Regions from separate parts of the Mus musculus genome. Here region 2 is linked to region 1. Evidence: chromatin contacts called from ENCODE Hi-C or POLR2A ChIA-PET data. All regions are on one chromosome and are shown on one strand. Each heading gives the region's core, a stretch centred on a gene start or an enhancer-like site at or near the end of the contact. The rest is flanking DNA. Distances are from core to core; before and after follow the strand shown. Region 1 overlaps Tmod3 (tropomodulin 3). Region 2 holds the start of Lysmd2 (LysM, putative peptidoglycan-binding, domain containing 2).

Region 1 (6,636 bases), core at 85-2,584:
CATACTTGACCAAAAACCTTATCTAATTGACCCTTATCTGATTAGTTTATCTAAACTTTGGGGACAGCTTTCATTCAGACACCCAGACACCGTATTAGCTGGTCACCGGCAAGCCTGCAAGCATCACTGATGGCATTATGTTGAGAATGGTTTTTCTCAGTACAGTTTCCTCATTTAGGGGCACTTGGTTTGCATCTGAGCAGTGATGTTCTCCCCACTCTTCCCTGCAGCATAATTGTTGGTATACAGTGTTGCTAGAAGATGGGGTTCCACTCACCTGTGGCTGTGAGGGGAAATGAACAGGGAGGAGCCCTGCCTCCTGCCCAGGGCAGAATCAAGTTTGCTTTTGCTACTTGCTCACACTTTGCTGGTCAGCACTGTTTTGAATTCAACAGAAAATGAGTGCTGTGTCTGTGCTTAGACTCAACCTTAGGGAACTGTTGAGTATGGCAGCCCGTGTCTTTTCTATGCCTTAAGGAACTGTTGAGTATCGAAGCCTGTGTGTTTTTGTGCCTTATCTTGGGTCCTCGTGAGCTCTTAAAGTTGGTTTGAAAAACATTTATTTCTAAAGTGCAGAGAGAAAAGAAGACTGTGTTCTGTATCATTTTCTCTAAGACCTTTCCTCTTGGTCCTATGAGCCTTTTCCCGTCCGTGTCCTGACAGTCTAGCCCCCTCCCATAACACATGAAAAGTAATAGGCCTTTAATAAATGTATGCATTGATTTGAGGGTGGATTGAAAAATGAGAGTGTTTAACAATTCATGCTCAATCCCAAAATAAAGCAATAAATAATAAATATTTAAGTACAAGAAAGTCAGAAGGGACAGAGCTGAGAAAGGCACTATCTTTGTTCTCTACGTGGCATTCAGCTCCCTCTTTTAGACCTAGCCTAGTCTTAGGATTTTTGTAATTAGTTTGATTCTTATTAACTTGGTAGAGTAAGAACATTATTGTAGAAGGAAGAGTGAGTCATAGCTGTACTTCTCCTTTGGGAGAGAAAGGGAAGAAAAAAAAAAACTCAGATTAATCCCCCATTATACACTTGGAACAGTTAGCCGTTTATTTATGGCTGAGCACTCTTTGGTTTATTCGTAGGATAGCTGGTAGAAGGCTTTTAAGTTAACCAGAATACAAACACTGGGATTAAGACACTGAGCACGCTTCAGGAGCTCCTGTTTTGGCATTTGTCTTTGGTTCTCAGGATGGCTTCTTCTCTCACCTTGCTTCTTCTCATCTGTTGCCATGACTCCACCAAGATAGCAGTAGGGGTCACTGGGAGGGGGAGCAGTTTGCAGCAGTGAACCATGACAGGAAGTAGCTTACTCACATGGGAGCCCCAAAGTCTCTCGGGTTCGCACTGACAGATTGCTTTTGAAGTGGCATGAGTAACCTGTTGAAGTATTTTCTTGTAACATTGGCTGAAGTGGTCTGGCTGCTTTCTGCGGTAAGGTTGCCCTTGCCCTCTGTAACCTCCGTCTAATTAAAGCTCTTTGTTCTGGCCCTAACAGGTTTGCTGGGCTGCCTGGTAACTTCCGGTTTTGTTCTTTTCCCCTTATGCTTCTGGAACCTAAAGATCTCACTTTTAACAACCCAACTTGGGCTGTGGCAGTGGGAGAACGGGCTGGACTATGCTGTAACTGTTTTATTTCATTTTTGTTTGTGTTTATTTTTTAAGTTTGTGTGTGTTGAGGCAGGCCCATGCATGCACTTGAGGTCGGAAGACAACTTTCAGTAGTTGGTTTTCTTCTTTTACCATGAGGACGTGAATCAGTTTCAGGTAGGCAGGTTTGGAAGCATGTGTCACCCACTTTGCTGGCTCCCTTTTTTATTTTTAAAATCAAATATTTTAAAATGATGCAGAGAATTCTAGGCCAGCCAGGGGATTCAAAGTCATGCCTTGTCTCAAACAAACAGAAGTCCCCCAAAACTGGGTGGCAGAGGCAGGCAGAGCTCTGTGAGTTCAAGACTAGCCTGGTCTACATAGCAAGTTCTAGGCCTGCTAGTGATATATAGTGTTCAGAAATGAAAACTGAAATATTGGAGAGATACCCTAAAAATTGTTGTCATATAAAGTTAAAAGGTTACTGTTTGAATAATTTTGACAATTGTGGATTGAGTGACTCTGGAGTTGGTTTGCTGCATTAGTCCTTAGTGTGTGTCTTGCTTTTTCTCTGTGTTAAGGTTAGCTAAGAGCTTGCCTGACTGTAGTTAGAGCACAGTGACAGACTAGACAGGAATCCCTAATGTACAATGCCTGATATACAGCAGGAGGGACTGCAGCAGGAAAGAAAAGGAAGGTAATAGCAGGGACCTGTAAGGCCTGCTGCTCTGTAAGACGCGGTCGTGAACAGTGCTCAGCAGCACGGGCCGCGTGAGTACAGAGTAGTCCAGGTACAGGAACACTTAGGCACTAAGTGTGCCTGCTTTGCTGGAAGAAGAGCGATAAGGTCAGAATTGGTGGAGCTTTTTGAGTTAAGAGGTGAATGGTTAGAGATGAGTCAGGGCCTAGGGTGTCTTTTGAGTCCTTGTGGACCCCTTTAAGACCATTTGACTTTTATTTTTATTAGGATTTGATACTGTTAGATATCATAAGCAGTGCTGATTAATGCTGTTATGGTCACACAAAAGCATGCACATGGATCTTCATAGCCAACTTATTTGTTATAAGTCAAGACATAGAGTTGGGTGCTGGAGGTATGGCTTAGTAGTAGGGTACTTGTATAGCATACACAAGGCCCTGTGTTTGATTTCCAGATAACTTATCTGAATATCAGTGGCATATATATATAACATTACTGTGAACTATAGCAGAGAACAGACAACTAATGTAGTAACTTGGATGAATTCCTAGGGATTTATATTTGGTGACAAAAGCTAATCTCAAAACTGTGATTCTACTTTTTTTGTTTTTGTTTTTGTTTTGTTTTGTTTTGTTTTGTTTTGTTTTAAAACAATCTCTTTATGTAACCCTGGCTGCTCTGGAGCTATGTAGACCAGGCTGGCCCTAAGCTTGTAGAAATCCTCCTTTGTCTGTTTCTGGAATGCTGGATTGCAGGCAAGAGCTACCACAACCATCTGAATATATCTTTGAAATATCACAATTTTAGAAACAGGTCAAAACAGTTGCTGGGTGTGAGAGAGGTTGGTGGGTGTGGCTATAGAAGGGCAACAGGAGAAGTCCTGTGGGTTAAACTTCTTCTTGACAGTGGGGCTAGATGCATGAATTTATGCTGGTGTTCAAAAAAAGAAAAAAAAGACTATAATACAAACACATACATAGGACTGCATGTAAAACTGGGGAGATGGGGTAAGACCAATGGAATGGGTCAAGATCAATGTCTTCCTTGTGATCTGTGGTTTTGCAAAACAGACACAGTGTGGAAGACATTCTTCTATATTATTTCTTTGTACTGTGTGTGACTCTACAATTATCTCAGTAAAGGCTTAAATATCACATTATACACCACAAATATACACAATTATAATTGGTTTACAATTACAAATTCTTGAGTTGGACTGAGAAGATGACTCCGTGGGTAAAGCGCACATGTGTGCGTGCGCACGAACACACACACAAAGATTAAGAGGAAAACCCTTCCATTAAAAAAGAAGATAACTGTTTATTTTATAGAGTGTAGAGTATAGGACTTGGCTCTGCAGGATCCACATAGTTTGGATGTGGAATATGAGAGAAGTCAAAGTTAACTTCAAGATTTTTGACCAAAGCAACCAAGTTGCCGTTTATTGTTATGAGCAAGATGGCAAGGGGCAGGGAGAAGGGTAGACATATGGGCTCTTGCATCTTTATTTGTTTTGTTTTATTTCAAGACAGCTTCTCTGTATAACAACCCTAGTTGTCCTGGAACTCATTCTGTAGACCAGACTGGTCTCAAACTCACAGAAATCCACCTGCCTCTGCCTCCTGAGTGCTGGGATTAAAGGTGTGTGCCAGCACCACCTGGTGGGTTCTTATGCATACATGGGAAGTTATTTTTCAGATATAGAGTTCAGAAGAAAAGTCCATATTGGAGGTAAAATTCAAGAATGGTCAATGTATAGAATTCATCAGAGGTAGGTGAACATAGGTAAGAAGGAAGGTCACTGTCTACAGTTTGCCCAGTCCTGTTGTAGGTAGAGATGTGAATCTGCACAGAGGTTTAACCAGAGAACTGCAGGATCATGGGTGTGCAAAGAGAACAGATAGATGATCCTGGAAACTCAAGCCTACCCTATGGAAATGATGATGGAACAAGGATATTGAGAGACCGTATCTCTGAACTCCACAGTTGCTTTTAGAACATAATCTGTGTTAAAACCTTCCTCTATAAAAACAGAAGCTTGGAGAAAATAAGTAGATATGAGTGAGGTACAATAATGATGGTTTGTGGAAGGGATATATATGCCGTGGTAGAGGTCGAAGAATGACTGTCTGGAATCATTGTTTCCCTCCACCAGTGAGTGCTAGGGGTCAGACTCAGGTCCTTAGTGCCAGTTGTCCTGACTCACTGAGCCATCTGTCGTATCAACCCCACCTTGTGTAACTTATAAACTCTCTTCAAAGGAGAAAATGTATCCTAGTGCTCACTGAGGAGGAGGCTAACTAAAACTGAATCGTTGTTGATCGCCCAGCACTGGAGGATCTTTTGAGGTCAAGGCCAACTTAGGCTATATAATACCCTATTTTTAAACCAGAGAAAACAACTCTAGCAACCACTAGCAGCAACAGAACTGTTTATTGATGGGATTTGGTTAGAAGGGGCACAATTAACTATATATAAGGTTATGAACAGTTTATCCCTGGAAGCCAGAGTAGACTGATTAATTATTTTCTGCCAGTGAAATAAGCCAATTCTAGCAAGATTAGAGTATATAAAGACAGGTTTATTGGGAAGTAGCTCTAGGGCGAGTTGTCATGGGGCCGGACATAGAGGGACCGTGGGAGGGATCGAGAAAGAGAGAAAGCTCAAACACAGAGAGAAGAGAGCAAAAGAGACCAAACTGTCTGCATTGTATAGGGAAGAGCTTCAGAGGGAGGGGTAGCCCAGCCCCTGGGCTGGGATGTTCAGGTCAGGGAGCCGGGTTTGCCTGCCATGTCCTATAACAAACAGGTAGGAACTGGGAATTCTGGGAGAACCTGGAGGCCATGTTAAAGGAGACCTTTAACATATTAAGGGTCCACTTTAGTATGTTAAATATGCACCTCAGCCTCTTGTCCTTGGTCTGAGCCCCAACATCCTAGCTTTGGTTTTTGGATAGTAAATGAATAAGGGGCAATGTAATCATCTATAACTACTTCCTGCTGACATTAGGGTGCTGTTACTGGGGGCTGGGGGGGAGCAAAAAGCTGGCATGTTGGCCAAGTCTGGGCAGAGCAGGCTGTTTTACTTGTGGTCCAGGTTGTATGACCACCCGGGCTAGCCGCATTTTGGAGCTGTTCTAGATGCAGGTTCTAGGAAATACCTGAACTTGCCAGGATGCTGGGACAGATAGGAGTGTGTGTGTGTGTGTGTGTGTGTGTGTGTGTGTGTGTGTAGAAGATAAAGTTAAGGAGTTTAGGGAGAAAACCTTTTTCTTGGGTGTACATTTGAAACCTTTAGGCCCATGGTCTTGGTAGTTGGGGTGGGGCTCCCAGGACCAGGGAAAGGGGACTAGATCCCCCCTCAGGATTAAACAGGTAGAGGAGGGAAACAGGTTATTGATTGGCAGTACTTATCTGGAATCAATTTGACCTGTGAGAAGTGGATTCGAGTGGATGCCCTGAAGCTTAGAAGTATCTTTTTAAGTTTATAAAAAGAGGTAAATTTTAGAAGTGTTAGCATTGCCACTGTTCCACGTTAAACTCTGAACTTTGAAGTCTCACCACAGTGATAGCACAGCGAGGGGAGGGGAGGGGAAGAGAGCTGAAGGGAAGAGAGCTGAAGCATGTACCTTCCTCCCGTGCCCTGTCACCATTCAGGGTTTTCACGACCTCCAGCCTTTGTAACTTATGTTTACCAACCTCAGAACACCGTCCTATTTCCTCATGCACTTTCTTGTATCCTCAGACCTTACATAGACTGTGTGGGGACAGATGCAAGTAAGTTAGATTGTGGTTGTATAAGGATGGAGCCTCAGGAGAGTTCTAGGGATATTGTGAGATCCAGGAAGGCCTTGAAGAATGTATAGGGCTTCAGTTGAGGAAACAGACATGGTTAAAGAATGTATTTCATCTGGAGAAAGAGCATGGTTAGCAGGGATATGGGCATCTAGACTCTGTCCTTTTTAGAATTGTGATAGGGAACAGCTGAAGATAATGCGGGAAAGCTGACTAAATCAGTTTGTAAACTGTATTTTGTGCTGAGGAATTTGCACATTTCTCAAAGAGTTGGCAGCTTTTATTCTGTGAGGGGCCAATAGTAAATGTTTTAGGCTCTGCAGACCACTGTAATTATTCATCTCTCCCACTGTGCCACATGAACCAGGGATAGACAATACATTGATGAATAATGTAACTGTTCCAATTTACATTTATAGTAACAGCCAGATTCAAGTCCCTGCTATAAAACACAAGAACATATTCTCATCTAGCTGTGGTTTAGTGCCCATTACCCATCCTCCCATGCACAACCTTTCTAGCCTGTAAAAACATCTACTCAG
Region 2 (7,244 bases), core at 404-2,903, 84 kb before region 1:
CTCAAGCCGGTCTTGGTAATAACCATATTTGGAAATACCCTGACCACTTATCTACCTTCTCATCTGCAGAAAGATGAGCCACACCTGTCTCCCCTTAGGCTTCTTATGAAAGCCAAATTAAGTAAGAAAAACGCGGAAACAAACAGAAGCAGGAGAGGTGGCTCCGTAGTTAAAAGCACAGGATGCTCTTTCAGAGAACCAGGGTTCAATTCCCAGCACATGCATGATGAGTTACAAAACCTCTGTAACTTCATTACCAGGGTAACTGACACCCTCTTCTGGTCTTTCTGGGCACCAGGCACACAGAAGGTGCACATACATTAATTCAGGCAAAACACTCATACACTTAGATTTTTTTTTTCAGTTCTGTTTTTCCTAGGCTCTGACCCAAACCAGCCCTCAGTGAATGCTTGAAGGCAGGCTGTAAGAACATTTAGAACTGTGGAGAAGGGTCTCAAAATGGTTTGATCAAGCTCTCAAAACGCTTAAATGATAGATAGAAAGACTTGCTGGTAAACAAACACCTGGTTAAATATGCAAAATAGGTTACTCTGAAGATACAGGCGAGATCATTTTAATTCTGACTGCTGCCCCGACGCTTTCAGGAAAGATCATTGAAAACGGATACTGAGTTCCAATGTAAAAAGGCCATCACACAGCTCACAGTTAATTATAAGTAATTTTAATGAAACAATTTGTTCCCTCGGGTTTCCGTGATCTTCCCCAAGGTGTAATGAAATATACCCAAGACGCACACCCTTATAAATTCGTAAAACACGGCCCTCCAGCTCACCTAGACCACAGTTCCAGGCTGCTGTTTAGACAGGTGTCACGTTCAGGGTCGCCAGTGAGCACAGGGGTGTAATTTCACTTCTAAATAAAGAAGCAGAATCGATAGAACCAGAACCATCCACGGGAAGAACTGTACATCCTGACTCATCACAGCTTGTTTACACAGCGCAGAATTCGTATCGGTGTGGCTTTGAGTAAATAGGTAGTGAGCTCCGGGGAGGAAAACGGGGAAAGGTGGCTGTGGGTAGTGCCCAAAACGCGGGCCTCCTTGTTTCTCGCGCGACAGATACGAGCTGAGACTGGCAGGGCACTGGGAAGGCCATGCACTAGCTGGTCGGGGGAGCTCTGGCGGCCGCCCCTCTCCGCAGCAGCAGCAGCAGCAGCAGCAGCAGCAGCAGCAGCAGCAGCTTAGGCGCCCACTGCAGTTGCAGCAGTGCGCGCTGGGATGCGGCGCGGGGACGCGGGGACGCACGGCCTGTTCCCCACCCTCCGCTCCCACCCCCGACCCCGCCCGAGGGCCGCAGGTCCGGGGCCGCGGCGGCGCGCCCTGCTCACCGTGACTCCGTACTTGAGCGCGATGCCCTGAAGCGTGTCCCCGGCGCGGACCCGGTGCTCCACATGGCGCTCGATGACGCCGGCGCCCAGAGGCGCCCGCACGCTGGCCGTGCTGCCGTACGAGCGGGTCTTGGTGCGGGCCAGGCTCAGCGACAGCTCGGCCTCCTCGGGCTCCGAGGTGGAGCGAGAGCGCGGCGGAGGGGAGGGCGCCGAGGGCCGGTGCGCACGGGGGCCGCCTTCCCGCAGGGCCGGCGCAGGCGAGAGATCCGCCATGGGTCCTGCCAAGGCCGCCCGGGCGCCGAGCTCGCCAAGGGGGCGGCGCCTCCTCCTCCGCCTCTTCCTCCTCACTGGGGCTGCGGCTGGCCGTGCCGCGGGGGCGGCAGGCGCGAGGCCGAGGCGGGGAGCTGCGGGACCTGCATGGCGCGCGCCGCCCTCCGCGGCCGGCTTCTCCACGGCCCCAGAGGTCCGTGTGCTGGTGGGGTTAAGGGAGCTGAGCCCGGACTGCAGTGTGCGGGTCCTGTCGGAGAAGGCCCTGCGGAAGCGGGAGCTCGCCGAGGCCCGTGAGCCGACAGAGGCCCACGGAGGAGTCCTGGGACCCATGTGGACCCCAAAACCGTGCAGACAAGAAAGAGTCCGCCCAAAGCCTGCCCTGGCCACAGTACACCCCCACCAAGCTTTGCTTGCCTTTCCGGATTCCTCATTGGGCAGCCTGCTTGCTCAGTGGTACCCCCTTAATGACATCAAAATCTCGGTGGCAGGAAACCTTAAGATCACTGAACATAGATACAGGTCCCTGTCCACCTGGGTGGTACAGGTCTTCTGACATCCTCCCAACACACACGCACAACTCACGCGCACACCCTTGACAAGGTACTGACCTCAGTCACACACTAAGCCAGTGCTCTTATCACCGACCTATGTATACTAAGTCTTTCTGTTTGGTACTCAGGCCTGCTGGGTAGTCTGCTGGGAGCTGACTACCCTCCAATTGTTGGTAGTCCATTCCTCTTTGAAGACCAGTGCCAGTTTCAGGCCTAGGCTTGTGCAGAGTTAACTGGAGTCTTCTGCCCTAACTCTTGAGAGATGCCACCCCCACCCGTTCATCCATCCTTCCCTCATCCCCACCCCAATCCCCTTACACACACACACACACACACACACACACACACACACACACACACACCCGACTCTAGGTAGAAGAGAAGAGTTCTCTTGTTTCATTGGTTTTCTGAAGTTTGGTATGTTGCTGTGCCCACAAAGACAAAAGAAACCGTTTAGGACACACTGGAGGAAGAAGAGCGGCAGCAGTAGTCCCCAGTATCACCCACCCCTTAAAGATTCTTCAGTTTTTCCCTGAATATAAACCCACATTGGCACCCAAGTCAGTTGTTTTTACTTTTCACATATATACCGCATCCTGACCAGAAAACTTAACCTCCTTCCTTACTCCCATCTTCATGTTTCGCCTGTGTTGTTCCCTCCATCAGCAACAGTATTCTCCCAAAACCCTGTCTACTGCTCATTTGTCCACTTTTAGGTTTTTTTTTTTTTTTTATCTATGTGTGTGTGTTCTGTATGCGTTTTGGGTGATCGCGGAGGCCAGAAAAGGCTGACAGATCCGCTGGAGCTGGGATTGCAGGTGGTTGTGAGCTGCCCGATGTAATCGCTAAAAAACCAAATCCATGTCTTCTAAATGAACAAGACACTCTCTTAAGTGCTGAGCTATCTCTCCAGCTCTATTTTGAAGAAAAGGTTCCCTGTAGCCTGGATCTCTTGGTTCCTGCCGCCGCTACTGTTACTAGGATTACAGACTGTACCATCACAAGTGGTTGGTGCTGTGCTGTGGGCTGAACCTCAGCAAGCTCTCTACCAGATGAGCTACACCTCTGGCCCCTGCATTTTAGTGTTCTTTTTCTGAAACACGGTCTGACCTGTATAGGCCAGGATGGCCTTAAACTCAAAATCCTCCTGCCTGAGCCTCCAGAGTGCTGGGATTGCCTGCGTTTCACTACATCCAATTTGTTTTGTGTTTGTTGCCTGGGACTCATGCTGCCAAAGCTGGTCTAGAGCTCCTGAGCTCGGCTGATCCCATAAGCACAGTAAATGCTAGAAGTAGATTCCCAATCCATTGTTCCCAGATTTCTTCCATCTTTAAGGTCCCTTTTTCAAATAGTGCTCTTGGGCAGTGCATAGGCTAGAATCAAAGGCTATATTCTCCATGGGATTCTTTTTCTGATTCTCCCCAAATTGTCCCTAGCCCAGCCTGCCCAGTTATTATTTCCCCATAGACCCTCCAGGGTGGTTTGTGCATCTTGTTCAGTTTTGAACTGTGTTTTCTTTGAAACATTTGTGCATTTACCTTATCTCCACCAGATACATACTCCCGGAGGCATCACTGGTTCTTTCCCAATATTTTTTTTTAAGCTCCAGCAATGCCTACTTCAATAGAATAATAAAAAAAAAATACACATTATTACATGTACCTGAAGTTCAATAGAAAAATATTAAGGTCTGCATTGGTTCTGTGTGCACTCCCAGCTGTGATAAATCTCTGCTATAAGAACAAAGGCAATAGGGCAGACAGACTGTACTGAGATTCCTGAAGTTAAAAACTGAAACTAACTTTCCACTTCTTTGTAGCTTGATTACCTCAGACACTTTGTCTCAGTGACTGGAGTCCGAACAATTCAACAGGCAATTCTGAAATGTTTACAAGCAAGGCTGATAATAGCTGGAGTAGAACTATTCTAACTAGTAAGTGTTCCTCAAGACTTGAGTCAATGCGCTGAGCACTGTGGTGTACTCCCAAAACCCAAGCACTTAGAGCAGAAGCAAGAACTTTCTGCAAGTTTGAGGCCAAGATGCTCTGTAAAGCAAGATCCAGATCTGTATCAACAACATAGTAAGGGAGATTCTGTATCAATAAAACAAAACAATGATAAAATAAAACGTTTTCAAAAGATTTGGCTTAATGGTACTGTTTAAAGACTCCTTTGTTAGTGTTTGTCTTAGTTCATTGGGATTGTGCTGACAAAATAGCACATGTGGGGTAGTTTATAAACAGCAGGAGCTTATTCTTCACAGTTGTAGAACTTGAGAACACCAAGATGTTGGGGAGATCATATCCAGTGTCTGGTGAGCCTTTGTCCATGTTCATACACACCTTCTTGATGTATTCTTACATAGTGGAAAGTGACAATAAGCTTGGATCTGATTTATAAGGAGTAACTCATTCCTATCCTTTTTCAATCTAATCACCCATAAAAAGCTCTTCTTTTATCCTTGGCCAGGAAGGTTAAGATTTCAACATATAAATTGTGGAAGGGGGTAGCAAAATATTGAGAAACACATACACACACACACACACACACACAAGCTATGCTTTGGTCCTAAGGAAGACATCATAAAAATGTCAGGACTCCATAATTAGCCTCTAAATTCTATGCAATAACAATTAACATTCCCAATATGGGGTTTAGAGGAACGGGACAGGCTAGTCTAACATGATCTGGAGGCTTTAGGATAGCTCTTAGGAGTAAGGAGAGCAGCATTGATTGGGAATGAGGTTAGTCCGTAGATGGCATTCCCTATGCCTTGTTCAACATGGTGCAACCATGACACTCACGGGATTCTGTGTATGGCTATCCTGTACAGTGAGCTGGACTGCGCCACCACACCCGGCTGAGGATTTTCCCTGCTACTTTTGTTCACTGAAAAGATTTGTGTTAGATCAGTTTGATATGAACCTTGAAAGGTTGATAGAATGTACCAATAAAATATTTTCTTTCCTGGAATATTTTATATGTTACATAGTTGGATTTATACAGTATACAGCCTTCAGACTTATTTCACATATCTAGCCATATGTGTATATGCATATATAATGTTATATGTACATATACACATAAAATATACATATATTATGCAGTTATGTATATATACATGTATTTGTAGCTTAAATCTTGTCTCTAAAATACATTTATTTAATTTAAACAAAAAATGGGGTGCTGGTAACATGGCTCAGTGGGTAAAGTCATTTGCTGCACAAAGCTGGCAACGTGAGTTTGTTCCTGAGCCCATATAAAGGTGAAAAGGGAGAATCAACTCCATAAAGTTGTCCTCTGGCCTCCACATGCGTGCGATGACACCGGTGTACTACACACACACACACACACACACACACACACACACAATATTACACCTCATTTCCTCTCACTACTTGGTAATGTTTTATTGTTTATCTAGTCACTGACTGAAAGACGTCTCTTTCGCTTCCAATTTTTGGCCAGTGTGAACTTCTGTGTACAAGTTGATGTGTGATCATAAACTTGAACTCATACAGGAGCAGAGTTGCTAGATCTTATGCAAAGCTGTGTTTGGCTCTGTGAGAGACTGACAAACTGACTGTTGGAGTGGCCGTGACATTTTCCATCCACAGCTGCACTAGCACTTGGGGCAGCCCCTGTTTAGAATTGTAGCCTGAACCTTGAGGCAATCCTTTTGCTTCTGACCCCACCCCACCCCCCACTTCCCCACCTATCTCCAGCTCTTCTCCCTCACACCCCCCTTTTAGATCTTACTGCATCAGCTAGTACTGTGATGTTAGTTAGAAATACTGAGGGAGGAGATCCTTGCCTTGTTTATGGAATGAAGGGAACACTTCGTTTCTCATGGCTGGGTTATGTTAGCTGTAAGGTTGTTTTCTTTCTTGCTTTTTCTCTTTCCTTTTAAAGGCCCTCTTTCTTAATTTCAAGTTTACTGAGAGCTTTTTATCACAAATACACATTAAATTCTGTCAAAACCTTTACACATGCATATATTGGTATGGTCATCTTTTTTCTTCTTTCCCCTGTTAATGTAATCAGTTAAACTGGTCTCTGAGAATCAAAGCACTTGATCGTGCTGTATAATTTATTTTATATATGGTTTAATCTAATTCACTAACACTTTGTTAGGCTTTTTTGTCTCTGTGGGAGCTAATGATCTATGAGTCTCTTTTCTTGTAATATCTTAGGTTTGGGATTAGGGTAATGTTGGCTTCACCTGATGAAATCAAATATTGTGGCTGCTTTGACTTTCTATTAAAGATTGTATCAAACTGATAGAATTTCTTTTTTAAATATGTGGATAAATTCATCCTGAAACCCTGTTTAATCTAACAAATGTTAGAGTAAAATGAAAGACTAGATTAGAAATATTTAGGAAAATCAACAAAACAAAAAGGTAGTTCTTTGATAAATGAACAGAACTCATGAACTTTTCTATGGCCTGACCAAGGCCAGTGGTTAGGGTTTCATTGCTATGAAGAGACACCGTGCCCAAGACAACTCTTATAAAGGGAAACATTTCATTGGAGCTGGCTTACAATTTCAGAGGTTTAATTCATTATCATCATGGTGAGACACATGGCAGTGTCCAGGCAGACACGATGGTGGAGGAGAGTTCTACAACTTGATTTAAAGGCATCCAGGAGACTGTGTGACACACTGGGTGTAGCTTAAGCATATATGAGTCCCCAAACCCCGCCTCCACAGTGACACACTTCCTCCAACAAAGCCACACCCACTCTAACAAGGCCACATCTCCTAACAGTGCCACATCCTACAGGCCAAGCATTCAAGCACATGAGGATTTGAGGGCCAATCCTGTTCAAACGACCACAGGGAGCTCGACTGAACACAGGGATTCACACTGAAGAGATTATAATTGGGAATAAAAGAACATCAATACTTACCTTGTTGAAATAAAAGGAATAATAAAGGTATATTATGAACAACTATGCTAATAAATTAGATAACTTAAATGGAGTGGGAAAACTATCAAAAAGATGCAAACTAACAAAACTAATCCAAACTGTGCAAGGCTGTGATACCCATGGTCCAGCACCTAAGAGAGAT

What was found. A loop is a pair of places that touch in the nucleus more often than their neighbours do. ChIA-PET counts read pairs that join two places held with the same protein, here RNA polymerase II (POLR2A).
Region 2: POLR2A ChIA-PET joins it to region 1 with 16 read pairs in Patski. The contact joins the promoter of Lysmd2 here to the enhancer-like site in region 1. A Hi-C loop is called at or near these places in 1 of 37 maps with a recorded cell type or tissue (T-helper 2 cell). POLR2A ChIA-PET finds 5 or more read pairs at or near these places in 2 of 5 experiments (Patski and embryonic stem cell).

Annotation. Positions count from the first base shown.
Region 1 is chr9:75,536,434-75,543,069 of GRCm38, reverse strand. All of the region lies in intron 1 of Tmod3 (tropomodulin 3), which reads left to right. Among named protein-coding and RNA genes, the nearest start is that of Tmod3, 20 kb to the left of the region's middle. Within about 2 kb of position 1,334, at least 1 of the 3 ENCODE cell types and tissues checked has a DNase peak (open chromatin) inside an H3K27ac peak, as active enhancers do.
Region 2 is chr9:75,620,141-75,627,384 of GRCm38, reverse strand. Lysmd2 (LysM, putative peptidoglycan-binding, domain containing 2) reads right to left here and starts at 1,653. Exons shown (of 3, transcript NM_027309.2): 1 at 1,348-1,653. The coding sequence starts at 1,620.